2 separate regions of the Homo sapiens genome follow, and region 1 is linked to region 2. Evidence: chromatin loops called from intact Hi-C (ENCODE). Cell type or tissue: endothelial cell of umbilical vein. All regions are shown on one strand.

The links. A loop is a pair of places that touch in the nucleus more often than their neighbours do. Peaks named below come from ENCODE experiments on the same cell type or tissue, not always from the same donor. Only the 100,000 strongest peaks of a DNase experiment are listed, where the experiment ranks them.
Region 1: a loop joins it to region 2, with 9 times the contacts of the local background. A loop is called at or near these places in 12 of 110 quality-filtered maps.

The regions. Positions count from the first base shown.
Region 1 is chr1:77,309,498-77,317,497 of GRCh38, reverse strand. All of the region lies in intron 5 of AK5 (adenylate kinase 5), which reads right to left. Among named protein-coding and RNA genes, the nearest start is that of AK5, 31 kb to the right of the region's middle. RefSeq lists an enhancer at 5,047-5,548. In endothelial cell of umbilical vein, a CTCF peak has its summit at 3,813 (motif pointing right); no DNase peak of the experiment used is centred here.
Region 2 is chr1:77,144,115-77,152,114 of GRCh38, reverse strand. All of the region lies in intron 9 of PIGK (phosphatidylinositol glycan anchor biosynthesis class K), which reads left to right. Among named protein-coding and RNA genes, the nearest start is that of PIGK, 71 kb to the left of the region's middle. In endothelial cell of umbilical vein, no CTCF peak of the experiment used is centred here; a DNase peak (open chromatin) is centred at 3,634.

The sequences.
Region 1 (8,000 bases), 170 kb before region 2:
TTGAGCTTTATGGTGTGGGGGTTTAAAACATGTCAACAAGTGTTTTTTTACACTCTTCCTATTTAAAAAAAAAGTGGATTCTAATTCCCTTCCCCTTGAATATAGGCCAGTCTCAGTGGCTCATTCTTAACAAATAGAAAGTGATAGAAGCGACACTGTATGACTCCTGAAGCTAGGTTACAAAAGGTGATAGGGCTTCCTTCTGGCTCTCTCAAGTTAATGCCTTTAGAGCCCTGAGCTGCTATGGAGTCCAGCTACCCTGAGACTTCCATGCAGAGAGATGAGAAGAGATGCCTGAGGAGCCTCAGCTGTTCCAGCACTCAACAGTTGGAGTCTTCCCAAACCAAGCATGAGGTATACAGATTGAGAAGACTTTGAGATTACTGCAACCCCAATCACCATTTAAATGCAACCTCAAAAGCGATGCTGAGTTGAAACCAATCAGCTGAGCAGTTCTTGATTTCCTGACCCATATAAAGCACGTGAAATTATAAATATTGTTGTTTTAAGCCAGTAAGTTTTTGGGTTGATTCGTTATGCAGCAACCATGCCTTGATATACATGGCAAAATCAAAGATGACTCTAATTTTATCTTTACACAAAGTTTGGATATTGACTCTCCACTTGGCATAAGGCAATTATAAATATCTCATCAGCCTTTTAACTTTAATGGTCTTTTGTAGCATCACAGCAAATTGCAATAAAAATAAATGAATAATCATCTTCTACTAACATATTATCAATTTCAAAACCTAATTATTAAATAATTATAAACAAGCTAAGTCATTAGTTCCAGGAGAAAGCATCAACATTTTCTTTTAATATTTTCATGAAAGTGCTAATGCTTAGAAAACATATTGCATAATTAAAATTAAATCACTCTCCCTTAGGAGGAAATCAAATTTGTCTCCCTTAGGCACAGCAAATCAAATTATGAGTTTGTCAAATCAATTCACTATGCAAGTAGGATGATAGCCCTCTGAGGGTTAATTTTCTTTTATCTCTAACGTTTTTTAAAAAACCATATTTATCTAGTTGAGAATTTTTCATATATCCACTCTCACTCACTCAAACTCAGAACTTACTCTATTTTAGACTCCTTAAATGGCAATGCTGAGGCTAAATTACAGATCCTAGAGGAAATCACAAATAGAAAAAGAAAAAAAAAATGAACAGATAGTCATTCTACATGCTTCAGCAGGCCTCACTCTCTCATCCCACAATGCATGCATGACAAATGGAGTTCACAAGGGCTGTGTTTGCTCCAGGGCCACAACCTTCCTAAGCACAATTCCTGGAGTCCTTTCTGTCTTACTCAAGAAGCCAGAAGGAATGCAACTGAGTAAGAGTGGCATTTAGGAGGTCATGGGGGCTTTAAAGTCCCTTCCCATCATGACCACTCCACTATGATCGTGGTAAAAATGCTTTGTGTCTGCTAGCACCAAGCATCAGTACTTTTATAAACAGCATACTTCACACCTTAGAAAACAAAAGCACCACCATGAACTGCTGCTTTCGACAGGAGTTTGAATTTGTGTTAAAGAAACCATTCCTTCAGTCATTCCCCACAAGATTGCTGAGAGTTTGGTATCAGACATGTTTGATTCCCTAGCCCGGGATTCCTTAAGTAGGGTGCACACATCCAGGAGGATGGCTCGAGATGATAAATTGGGGTGCAAAAAGAAATATTATATCTTCTGTTCAAATTGACTTTTTAAATTTAACAAGCAGAATAAATTAAGCTTCACCAGTCTTTGGCATAAAGACTGACATTGTGGCGCCCACTGTATCAGTCACCTGTCGCCTACATAGGAGCTACATATTTTGTGATACATTTTATTTTTTGTGACAAAACAACAAATAAAATCAAGTATCACTATCCAATCAGTTTAGTTTTAATCAAACCTTTGAATCCTGTCTCATAAAGTTTTTAATCAAATCTTTGAATCCTATTTCATAAAGTTTTAACCAAGTTTCTTCAAAGTAGTTTCATTTTAAATCACATTGTGCTTAAAATGTTAGTGAGATAAAATCATTTTTATACTAAAATAGAATATAAATTGCTAAAATTATTGGTTATTTCACCTTCATTTCTCCTTCTTAAATATTCTCTATGTTTTATAATTCACTTTCTAATGTATACTAAGGGCTCAAATAACTTACTGGTAGTATGCATGACCAAAAAAGTATGGCGAATAATATCCAAATGTGTTAAGTGAAAAAAACAAAAATGTGAGAGCAAGAATCTATACACATCCTTCCTTGTATAAAATATCTCTGGAAGGATAAGGTGTCTGCTTTCTGGGAAGGTACCTGGAGACAAGAATAAGAGAGAGTTTCCAGTGTATGTAATTTTATATCCTTAAAATATTCAGCTACCTAAATGTGTTGTCTATTTGAAATTAAAGTTTAAAAAAATGAGAGACCATATGCTAATCATTGTATGTATTTATACTCTATTATGCATGATTATATGTACACGTATTTTACCGTAAGGGTACATTATTCATTCATCTTTGTGTTTCCAGGACAAAGTACAATAGCCTAGAACATGATAGCATCTCAATAAATATCTGTTGTTAAATGAAACTTCTTGGAATGATTATGTGAAAAGCTCTCATCTTCTCCTGAGATATCTGTGTCATTTCATAATCTGGAATACTATGGACCTTACAGGTGTTCGCCTCTCTCCCATTCACTTTATTCTCCTGCTAGAATTAAACAGTACCTTTACAAAATTATAGCTAGATTGAATAAATAAGTTCTAGTGTTCTATGCCACTGTAGGATGACTATACTTAACAATAAATATATAGTTTCAAATAGCTAAAAGGAGGATGGAGGATATTGAATGTTCCCAACATAAAGAAATGATAAATGTTTGAGATGATGGATATGCTAATCACCCTGATCTGATCACCATACACTATATGTATTGAAACATCATTCTGTACTCCATAAATATATGATTGTGTATCAATTAAAAAATTAAGCTACATTAAAAAGTACAAAAAATAATATCTTTAAATGTATTGTGTTTATATCATCTGTATTTCTTGGTCCATTCTCCTGGTCTTTTTTTTTTTTATTTTTTTGGTTGTCGTTTGTTTGATTCATTTAGTATGAGTTGATTTTAGGTTATAAAAGCCCAACAATTGTAGCTAGAGAATATTCCGGCATATTAATCTATGTTTCTAAAAAAGTAGGTGGTAGTTAAGACTGAAGCCTCAGGACCTGCTTAGCCTGGTTCAAATACCACCTCTGCCTCTTGATACATGTGACTTGGAGCAGATTCTCCAGCCTCCTTGAAAACGTAGCCTCCATCTCCTCACATATAAAATTAGAACGACTCTTCAATTCATATCATAAGATTGTTTTGAGGATTAACATCAATATATTAACATATATGGGTTCAGAACAATGGCACATAGCAAATTCTCAATATATGTTCAATATTGTCATTACTATGACTACAATTATTTTATTATTTCTCCCCCTCTTCCCCTTTGTCCATCAAGCAAATAGCCAGCTCTGTACTTCATTGCCTCAAGGAAGATATGTGGCAGGCAGAGGCAAAGACTTCTGCTTTCTTACAGGCTGTGTCTTTAGGGAGAATCTTGACGGACTGGACATACCCCGCAGGGAGCAGCGTAAGGGAGAGGATCTGACTGCACAGGCATCTTTGTCTGAGGGCGTAGGCTGTACTGAAAAAGAAGTAAAAGAAGTAACAGGATCCTAAGAATCACGGCAGCAGCTGCCATGGTACCACAGGGTACGGAAAGCAAACCCACAAACCCAGTTCTGCCAGCAGAGGGCCATAACTGAGACAGGGGAGGACAGGGTGTGCTGTAGAGTATGGACTCCATCGCCTTATAAGGACCAGGTTGGTGATGGAAAGGAGAGAGAGGGCCGGGCTAGGGAGGGAGGGAAGCTGCTGTGAACTGGGGAGCACCTACCTTGCCTAACAACAGACACTACACACATGTAGGAATGTAGACTCAAAGCTGCCAAATCTCCAAAATTTTCAAGAAAAGCAAAAGTCTGCTTTTGAATTGGTAACCTCCCAATTTTAAAATTTGGTGCACACCTAAAAAATTGTCTGCAGCCCACATTCAGCCTCAGGGCTGCCTGTTTGTGACCTCAAGGTTAGAGAAAGCTAGTGGTCTAGAGTCTGTATGCCCTCCAAGATTGGAAGCCTAGCTCTGTTCTTGCCTGCTGGTGGCTTTAAGCAAGTTATCATCTGAGCCTTGGTTTCCTTACCTGTAAAGTGGAATAATGACAGCTAATCTTGGGGAGTAAAGTGATAACATGATAAAAATCAGGAATAAAATGTATACATTCAAATATAAATACTATTGTAGAAACAATATACTTTGCTTGTACCAAAAACAGAAAATAAATACAGAAATGGTGGAAAAACCAGATCAGTTTAACATCAATCAGTGTCTATAAATACAATAGAAAGAAGAAGTCTGGATCTTTGCAACATTTGGGGTCACAGAAATAATTTTTTTGGTACACATTTGGAAGAGAACTAGCCAGCATCATTATGAAGGAAGGTCTGCATAGGTTCTTAAAAGGCAGCTGGGGACACGAAACCACTCCTCACATGAAAATCACATGGAAGTGAATATACAAGCCTAATTAGGACAGGGAAGAAGGCAGCACTGTGGGATCAACCCCTCAGAGGGAAAAACTGGAAGAAAAACTGGATGGAAAAAAAGACAGTACGTGTAATGGAGGGACTTTGGGTTACACTAAATATATAAAACCAAGATGCATATTTAAGAACACCTCAGCTCTGTGGTTGTCTGTGCTGATTGCATCCGTGGTGATGTGAATGAACCAGATTGCTTAAGGGACTTTTTGTTTTTTTTTTTTTTTTTTAGACAGACTCGCTCTGTCACCCAGGCTGGAGTGTGGTGATGCAATCTTGCCTCACTGCAACCTCCGCCTCCTGGCTTCAAGTGATTCTCCTGCCTCAGCCTCTCAAGTAGTTGGGATTACAGGCATGTGCCACCACGCCTGGCTGATTTTTGTATTTTTAGTAGAGACAGGGTTTTGCCATATTGGCCAGCCTGGTCTTGAACTCCTGACCTCAAGTCATCCACCTGCCTCGGCCTCCCAAAGTGCTGGGATAACAGGCATGAGCCACCATGTCCAGCCTTAGATTGCTTTAGGAACCAATTCTTAGAAGGCAGAGTTGATAGAAGATTATGGTGAAGGGCACAGCGACTATACAACTCAACCCATATCCATGTACCTAGAAGAAGTGAGACCACCCAATGCTAATTTAGAGACGGGATTGTCAACAACTTCCTCATAGAATTGACGTGAATTGTAATCATGTATTTAAACCACAGCTAGGTGCCTGGCACTTGGCACGTACTTCCTAAATATTACTTCTGCTACCATGGACTTATTTTGGAACTCTGGATTATCATCCCTTCTGGCCGAAAATAACGAATTATTATTTCTTTTTTGCTTCAGGAGCTGTAGGGGAGGAAGGGATGAGGGAAATGGGTTGTGCTCATTAGTGGGCTTCTAAATGCTTCTTGCCCAGTGGTGTGAATGTCCCAGGACTCCAGCTGACAGATCACTAGAGTGGTTTCCAGCCATTCTTAGCAGTTGAAAACCTTCTTCAAAGTCTTACATGGAACCTCAGAACAGAACAAAATCAGAACTGTTCTGGGCAGCCTTTAACACCTCAAAGTGGCCTCTAAGGGTTTCATCAACCAATTTGAAAAACAGTCCCTAGAAGGAACCTGGTTCTTCTGCCTTCAAAGCCTCTGACAATGAGTAATGGATTCAGTATCAGGGGGAAAAAGCTCTGACAAAAGAAAGGGAAGAGTTGGCTCTTCTCCTTATAAATCTATGGAGTGTTTATCTTTAATATGGTCTAACGACAATAACGACTTTCTTTTATTGAGTGTTTACCATGAGCCACAAACTGTACTAGAACTATAGATATTTTATATCATTTAATCTTCACAATAATCTTGTGAGACATTATTATTCTCATTCTTGAAAGGCAAACACCGAGGCTTCAAGAGGGTCCATAAATTAGCCAGTAGTACACATTGAATGAGAGTCAAACTACTATACTTCGCTGATGCTATAATTAACTCTATTGATTTATATGAGGAGCTGAGAAATAAGAATCTCAGAAATTAAACTCAAGATCACTTTTTATGCAGCCACTTGAATCTTTCCTTTTTCTGAATATCCATGACACAAATATTTATTTGCCACTTCAAATCAACATACATTTAATAGAACTCAGTGTAGTAAAGGAATGTTCTAAGTTGGCAGGCAGGTGTGAGGGTCCTGAAGGTGGCAGTGGTAAGAAGGGAAGAAGAAAAGAAGGAAGTTTACAACATGAATGAGTCAGCTGTGCCGTAAAGAGAACAGAAAAGAAGGCTGTCTAGGGAGACAAACAGACATACCCACAAACACAAACAATAATTCTATAAAGATGGAGCGTTAAGAATTGGTTAGAAAAAAGTAGCTCATTCACAATAGTAGCAAACCTATAAACGATTATATTTAGGAACAAAACTAACAAAACCATACAAGATATTTATATGAAAAATTATAAAACCTTATTTAATGAAGAACATAAAGCTAGACTTGAATAAACAGAGTGACATGACAATGTTCATGGATGGGAATATGTGAGTTCTCTTAAAATTAATCTATATACATAATATAATCTATATTGAAATTCAAATCAAAATCTCAGCAGAATCTGACAAACTGATACTAAAATTTATAAAGAAGAATAAATGTATAGGCATACCTAACTTAAAAAAGAATAGGGCCGGGTGCGGTGGCTCATGCCTGTAATCCCAGCACTTTGGGAGGCCGAGGCGGGTGGATCACCAGGTCAGGAGATTGAGACCATCCTGGCTAACACGGTGAAACCCCGTCTCTACTAAAAATACAAAAAAAATTAGCCGGGCGTGGTTGCGAGTGCCTGTAGTCCCAGCTACTCGGGAGGCTGAGGCGGGAGAGTGGCGTGAACCCGGAAGGCGGAGCTTGCAGTGAGCCGAGATCGCATCACTGCACTCCAGCCTGGGCTACTGAGTAAGACTCTGTCTCAAAAGAAAAAAAAATAAAAACCAAAAAAACAGAAGGGGTGGGATTGTTCTTTGGATATCAGGATATAATTTAGATTTCTTCAACTGGAACCATGATATTGGTGCAGAAATATATAAACAGAAGAAAGAACTGAATAGAGAAACCATATACAGACCAGTGTCTATACAGGAATAAGTCATTTCAATGAAGGAAAAGATGCGCAAGTCAACAAACGTTCTTTGGACCACTGAATACATTTTTCATTTCCATTCAAAACATGCAATAAAGTTATATTGCTACCTCACACTATACAAAAGAATTAGTGCACATAGAATAAATACCTGGACCTTTAAAACAAAACTAAAAATAACTAGAAAACTATAGAAGATTTTTATGAGATTATGGGGAACACTTTCTTAAGATCCAAATGCAAAAGCCAAAGGGAAAATAATGAAAAATACACCAATTCCAATTTAAAATTTCTGCAGGACAAAACATATCTCGAACATGACTGAGAAAAAATATAAATGAAAGAAAATATTATAAGATATGTAGCAAAGGATTAGTATCTAGAACATCCAAATCGATTTTAAAAACTCAAACAATCTAACAAGAAAAGAGTGGGGGCAGGGTTATGTTTTAGAAATTCTCAAAAAATGAAATACAAGTGGCCAAAAAACACATTTCTAAATGTTTCAGTTCACTAGTAATTTGAAGAATGCAAATTAAAATAGTGATACAGAAACACTTCTAATCCATCAGATAAATAAAATAAAAAGGTAAGTACTGATGATAAAACAAATTTTAAAGCAACATGAAAGTTCACTAATAAAATATAATGTATTTATAGAGTGTAACATGAAATCGTTATAAGGATGAGCTAGGTCTATATGTATCAACACAGATAAGCTCAAAAACAGA
Region 2 (8,000 bases):
AGCTATGTAGTATAATTTGAAATCAAATAGTATGATGCGTCCAGCTTTGTTCTTCTTGCTCAGGGTTGCTTTAGCTATTCTGGGTCTTTTGTGGTTCCATAGAAATTTTAGGGTTGATTTTTCTATTTATATGAAAAGTGCCATTGGAATTTTGATAGAGATTATTGCATATGTATAGATCAATAAATATACTTCTTCTGGTAGTATGGACATTTTAGCAATGTTATTTCGTGCAATCCATGAGCATGGGATGTCTTTCCATTTTTTGTGTCTTCTTCAATTTATTTCATCAGGTTTGTGTAGTTTTTCCTGTAGAGATCTTTCACTTTGGTAAAATTTATTCCTAGATTATTTTTTCCTTTGGTAGGTATTGCAAGTGAGATTGCTTTCTTGATGCCTTTTTCAGATTGATAACTGTTGGATAAAAATGCTACTGATTTCTGTATGTTGATGTTATATCCTAAAACTTTACTGAATTTGTTCATCAGTTCTAAGAATGTTTTGGTGGACTCTTTAGGTTTTTTTAAGTGTAAGATCATGTTGTCTGCACACAAAGATAATTTGACTTCTTCCTTTCCAATTTGGACACGCCTTATTTCTTTCTCTTGCCTAATTGCTCTGGCTTGGAATTCCAGTACTATGTTGGATAGAAGTGATGAGAGTGAACATTCTTATCTTGTTCCAGATCTTAGTGGAAAGTCTTTCAGTTGTTCCGCATTAAGTATGATATTAGCTGTGGGTTTGTTATGTATGGCCTTTATCATGTTGATGTATGTTCCTTCTAATCCAGTTTGTTGAGAGTTTTTATCATGAAGGGATGCTGAATTTTATTGAATGCTTTTTCAGCATCTGTTGAAATTATCATATGGATTTTGTCCTTGATTCTGTTGATCATGTATCATGTTTATTGATTTGCATGTATTGAACCATTATTGCATATCTGGGATGAATCCCACTTGATCATGATGGAATGGTCTTTTTTTAATGTGCTGTGGAATTCAGTTTGCTAGTATTTTGTGGAGGATTTCTGCATTTATGTTCATCAGAGATATTGGCCTTTAGATTTTTTATGTGTGTGTGTGGTGGCCTTGTCTGGTTTTGTTATCAGGGTAATGCTAGCCTCATAGATGAATTTGGAAGTATTCCCTCCTTCAGTTTTTTGAAATAGTTTGAGTAGACTTGGTATTAGTTCTTTAAATGTTTGGCAGAATTCAGTAGTGAATCCATCAGGTCCTGAGCTTTTCTTTGATGGGAGATTTTTTACTACTATTTTGATCTTGTTACTCATTATTGGTCTGTTTAGATTTTCTGTTTCTTTCTGGTTCAATGATGGTAGGTTGTATGTGTCCAGGATTTTATATGTTTCTTCTAGATTTTCCAGTTTTTTCGGCATGTACTTGTTCACGATATTGTCTAAGGAGCTTTTGTATTTCTGTGGTATCAGTTGAAATGTTTTCTTTTTTATCCCTGATTTTATTTATTTGGGCTCTTAATCTTTTTTCTTAGTCTAACTACAGGTTTGTCAATTTTATATTTTCAAAAAACTAACAGTTTGCTTTGTTGATCTTTTATATACTTTTTAGTCTCAATTTCTTTTTCTTTCTTTCTTTCTTTTTTTTTTTTTTGAGATTGAGTCTTGCTCTGTTGCTCAAGCTAGTCTGGAACTCCTGGGCTCAAGCGATCCTTTTGCCTCAGCCTCCCACATAACTGGGACTACAGACATGCACCACCACACCAGGCTAATTTCTTTTTATTTTTTGTAGAGATGGGGGTCTCCGTATGTTGCCTAGGCTGGTCTTGAACTCCTGGGCTCAAACGATCCTCCCACCTTGGCCTCCCAAAGTGCTGGGGTTACAAGTGTAAGCCACTGCGCCCAGTCTGATCCTTATTTCTTTTCTTCTACTAATTTTGGATTTGTTTTGCTCTTGATTTTTGAGTTCTTTAAGTTGCATAGTTAAGTTGTTTATTTGAAATCTTTCTTTTTGATGTAGGCGTTTATTGCTATAAACTTTCCTTTTAATACTACTTTTACTGTATCCCATATTCTGATATGTTGTGTTTGTATTTTCATTTGTTTCAAGACATTTTTAAATTTTCTTCTTAATTTCTCCATTGACCCATTTGTTATTCAGGAGAATGTTATTTCCATGTATTTGTATAGTTTTCCAAAGGTCCTCTTGTTATTGACTTTTAGGTTTTTTTTTTATAGTCAGAAAAAGATACTTGAAATGATTTCAGCTTTTTTGAATTTGTTGAGACTTGTTTTGTGACCTAACATATGGTCTATCCTGGATAATGTTTTATGTGCTGATGAGGAAAATGTATAATCTGCAGCAGCAGACTGAAATGTTCTATAAATGTCTATTAGGTCCATTTGGTCTAGAGTATAGACTCCAATCCTTCTTTGTAGATTTTCTGCTTGGATGATCTGTCTGTTGTTGAAAGTGGGGTGTTGAAGTGCTATACTATTATTGTATTACAGTTTGCCTCTTCCTTTAGATCTAATCATATTTGCTTTATATTTGGGTAATACTGCAATGGGTATATACATATTTACTATTATTATATTCTCTTGCTAAATTGACTCCTTTATCATTATATGATGACCTTCTTTGTTTCTTTTTATGGTTTTTGACTTAAAGTCTGTTTTATCTGATATAAGCATTGCTACTCATGCTCTTTTTTGGTTTTCATTTACATAAAATATCTTTTTCTATTTGTTCATTTTTTGTCTGTATCTTTATAGGTGAAGTGAGTTTCTTGTAGGCAACATATAGGTGGGTCTTGTTTTTTAATCCAGTTAGTCATGTCTTTTAATTATGATGTCTTTTAATTGGAGAATTTAGTCAATTTATATTCAGTATTATTATTGGTAGGTAAGGGCTTACTGTAGCCATTTTGTTATTTGTTTTCTAGTTATTTTGTAACTCCTCTCTTCCTTTTTTTCTATTTTCCTTTGCGATTAAATGATTTTCCCTGGTAGTATGTTTTAATTCATTGCTTTTTGCTTTTAGTGTATCTATTATAGGTTTTTGCTTTGTGGTTACCATTAGGTTCATTAAAAATCGTATAGTTCTAATAAGTTATTTAAAACTGATATGGCTGGGCGTGGTGGCTCACGCCTGTAATCCCAGCACTTTGGGAGGCCAAGGTGGGCAGATCACTAGGTCAGGAGATCAACACCATTCTGGCCAACATGGTGAAACCCCATCTCTACTAAAAATACAAAAAAATTAGCTGAGCGTGGCAGTGCGCACCTGTAGTCCCAGCTACTTAAGAGGGTGAGGCAGGATAATTGCTTGAACCCAGGAGGCGGGGGCTGCAGTAAGCCGAGATCGCGCCACTGCACTCCAGCTTGGCGACAGAGCAAGACTCTGTCTCAAAAAAAAAAAACCAAAAAACAAAAACTGATGCTAACGTAACTTCAATCACCAAAAAAGAGAAAAGAAGCAAACAAACAAACCAAAACCTGTGCACATTAACTCCCTCTCCCCCGACATTTTGAATTTTTGATGTCACAATTTGCGTTTTTTTTATATTGCCTATGTTGACAAATTGTTTTGTTATATGTTCTGGAAGAATGGAATTTGGCTCTTAAATTATTTGTATGTATTAGCACAGTAGCAAAAATTGTCATTGCCGAAGATTGTTGTTTTTAATCAAGGAGAAAATTACTTTAAATATCACAGCCAGATATCAAGCACTGTTGAATTAGAGCACCCTCTAGTGTTTATAAATAAATTTTATTTACAATGTTGCTATTTACCAGATGGCTTCATAATTATTGGTGTACTTTATTCAGTTAATTTATGAGAATCAGGCTCCCAGTGGTTCAGGAATTTTTACATAGATGCTATAAATATTATCTCATTGTATGTAGGTGCTGTTTGCATGCAAATATGAATGGCAATCCAAAGTTTATTTAAAGTATATAATGAGAGATCAGATATCATAAAAAACTATTTTATTAAGGAAATTATAGGCTGGAGTATATATGCATTTAAAAAAATCTTAGGTTAAATTATCAACACACTGTTATTAAAATTGACAGTTAGAAATACTTTCTACACATATTAGGGAAACAGTGGAGTCCATTGATTCAGTTATTCATATTTTATATTTTGTGTAGTACACTAGAGTAAAATCAGATATGATGGAGAACTTTAGTACATAAAACTGATTGGGAGTACCTTTATGAAATAAGAATTGTTTTTATGTGTCTTCTGAAACTTACATATGTTAAGTAAGATAAAGTTATATAGTAACAACCCTTTGTTTCTGCATATGTCTTACTAATTGTGTTGTAATTTATTTGCAAGAGCAGATGAGGTAAAATAAGGACTGATTGTAATAAGCTTTGCTTAGGTAACTTGATTTTAAACAGCTTCATCGTAGTATACATAGGCTGGCTTTGGATAAGTATGCAGACAGATAAACTCTCTTCCTCTTCAAAGAGTTGGGTTTTTTGAATCTGGTGGTAATTCTGTGTCAGAAAACCTTTTACTGAGGTTACCAGTTTTGTATCTTTTCTGTATTAGGAAGATATCCTCCAGGTTGTGACTGTAAAAATTTTGCACATTTTAGTGTTACCAAATTTGTAGAAGTCTAAATTCTATAGAATTACCTAAGGAAAAACAGAATCTAAGACATTATGAACTCTAAACACTCACCTCTTATGTTAGTGGGTTAGAAGAAACTTACCTAGTCTGAATTTTTCTCCCCTGCCCTCACCTCCCCTCCCGTTCCCTCCTCTCTCCTCCTGATATGGTTTGGCTCTGTGTCCCCACCCAAATCTCATCTTGAATTTTACTTCCCTAATTCCCATGTGTTGTGGGAGGGACCCGGTGGGAGATAATTGAATCATGGGGGTGGTTTCCCCCATACTGTTCTCATGGTAGTGAATAAGTCTCACGAGATCTGATGGCTTTATAAGGGGCTTCTGCTTTTGCTCCCCTCTCATTCTCTCTTACTGCCACCAAGTAAGAAGCGCCTTTTGCCTTCTGCCATGATTTTGAGGCCTCCCCAGCTATGAGGAACTGTGAGTCCATTAAACCTATTTTTCTTCCCAGTCTCGAGTGTGTCTTTGTCAGCAGTGTGAAAACAGACTAATGCACCTCCCCTCCCCTCCTTCCTGTCTCTCCCTTCTTTCCCTCATCTTCCCTCACAGGGTCTTTCTCTCTTGCCTATGCAGAGTCATAGCTCACTGTACCCTTGAACTTTCAGGCTTAGGTGATCCTCCCACCTCAGCCTCCCAAGTAGCTGGGACTACAAGCTCAAGCTGCCATGCCTGGCTAATTTTTCTTTTACTTTTTTTTTTTTAGACAGAGTCTCGCTGTGTCGCCCAGGCTGGAGTGCAGTGGCACAATCTTGGCTCACCGCAACCTCCGCCTCCCGGGTTCTAGCAATTCTCCTGCCTTAGCCTCCTGAGTAGCTGGGACTACAGGTGCATGCTGCCATGCCTGGCTAATTTTTTTGTATTTTAGTAGAGACGGGGTTTCGCCGTGTTGCCCAGGCTGGCCTCGAACTCCTGAGCTCAGGCAATCCACCTGCCTCTGCCTCCCAAAGTGCTGGGATTACATGTGTGAGCCATCTTGCCAGGCCTCTTTTACATTTTTTTTAGAGACAGGGTCTTGCTATGTTATCCAGGCTGATCTAAAACTACTGGCCTCAGGCGATCCTCCTGCTTGTGTCTCCCAAAGCACTGGGATTAGAGGCATGAGCTGTGGTGCCAAGCCTCATTTTCTTAGTGATGTCTTTTGAAGGGTAGAAATTTAAATGTTGGTGAAATCCACTTATTTTTTCTTTATGCTTAGTACCTATTATGCAAGCAGTCTTTGCTTAACCAGGGTCATTAGGATTTTCTTGTTTTCTTCTAGAAGTTTTATAGTTTTAGCTTTTATGTGTAGGTCTGTGATCCATTTTGAATTAATTTTTGAGTATTGTGTGAGGTAGGGGTTAAGGTTCATTTTTTTTTCCATATGGACATCCAAATATTCCAGTAACATTTGTTGAAAAAATTACAGATGGTCTCCAACTTACTTACAATGGTTCGACTTATCATTTTTGACTTCATAGTGGGTTTATCATGGTATTAAATTCATTTTCAATTTACAGTATTTTTTATTTACAATGAGTTTATTGGGACATAACTCCATCATAAGTTGAGCAGCATCTGTATTTATTCCTCATTGAATTATGTTGATCCCTTTGTCAAAAAATCATGTTTTGGGGGTCTATTTCTGGACTTTATTTTGTTGCATTGTAATATTTCTATCTTTATACCACTATTACATTCTTGATTATTGTAGTTTTATAGAAACTCCTGAAATTATATAAGTCCTCCAAATTTTTTTTTTCATTTTCAAGGTTGTTTTCAGTGTTCTAGGTTCTTTGCATTTTCATATAAGTTTATGAATCAGCTTGTAGGTTTCTTAAAGTAAAAAAAGAAAAAGAATAAAAGCCTACTGGGATTTTGATTGGGATTGAATTAACTTTATATTGGGCTGTATCACAGCTTAACAGTATTGAGTCCTCACAATCCGTGAGTATATCTCTACAGTTATTTAGATCTCATGTAATTTCTCTATATTGTTTTATTGTAGATATTTCCTACACATTTTATTAAATTTATTCCTAAACATTTTGTATGTTATTTTTAAAACATTACATTTGTTTGTTGCTCAAATGCAGAAGTATTACAATTGATTTTATATTGACTGTTTTTCTGAGATCTTATTGATTTGGGGTCAACCCAATTCCAATCAAAACCCCAGCAGGCTTTTTATTTTTTTATTTTTCGGTAGAGATTGACAAGCTGATTCCAAAATTTATATGGAAATGTAAAGGACCTACTATAGTATATATTACATTATTGAACATATGGATTCTAGTCTATTTATAATATTTACTAGGAAATTAAATCAAAAGTTAAATTTACATATTCAATAGTAACATCTCTTTGAGATTCGGGTAAAATTGATTGTGAAGAATATGAAACTATGATCACATGATTCGCTTAAAATTGCTGATAGTAAATTGATACAATTATAAAACTTTATGAACCAAAAATTCACCAAAATGATTCAAGTAACAGTTGACAGGATTTCTCCTATACTTTTCTACATGTTACTATATTTTTCAAAGTGATTAATTTACTCATCAGTATAATTCCACATTATCTCAGCATTTTATTTTGTCATTTATTTTATATTGTTATTTACAGCTGTTTGTCACTTCAGTTATTCAAAAGCTCATTAAAATGAAATTTCAGAAATTAGATGTGATTCGTTTAATTTATAAAGGCACCAAAACATAATTAAATTACTCATTTTGTCATTTTGCATATGGATAAAGTTCTTATTGTTATAGTTTCAAAATGGATTGGTCATATCATGGGTAGTTTTTTGTTTTTGTTTTTTAGCAGTTTATTTCACTGCCCTATCTGTAATTAACAAAAGCGTCTATTGAGTTGCTTTATGACTTCTAAGAAATCAGTATATATAAATAGTATAGCACAACATAGTACCATATCCCTTTGTGTTAATAAAACATCTCTAAATATAAATTGGCAAATATGTTTACTAGGAGTAGTAGTTTCCAACTAATGTTTATTAATATTCTTAAATATGTCAAAGCAAAGTTAATTTTAATTTAAACACTAAATGCATAGCACCTAAACTTTTTGATTGTATAAAATCTACAAATCATATGATATTTATAAAACAATTAGAGGCAAATTCATTTGGATTTTTAGACGATAAAGTTCTGTATCATATGGAAAAATAAATTCTGAGACCCTTAAGGTTTCTTTTAGTTCTTTGATTTATGTCTTTTTGATTTATGTGACTCTTCTGATCTTTGCACTAATTGTAATATTATTGTTCCACTCCACTAAATTAAATCTTACCATTCTAAATGAGTTAACAGACTTACTTATTGTCTACTATCTGACATTATAGGGGATATTACAATATAATAATAAAAGCAAAGTCATTGGAATC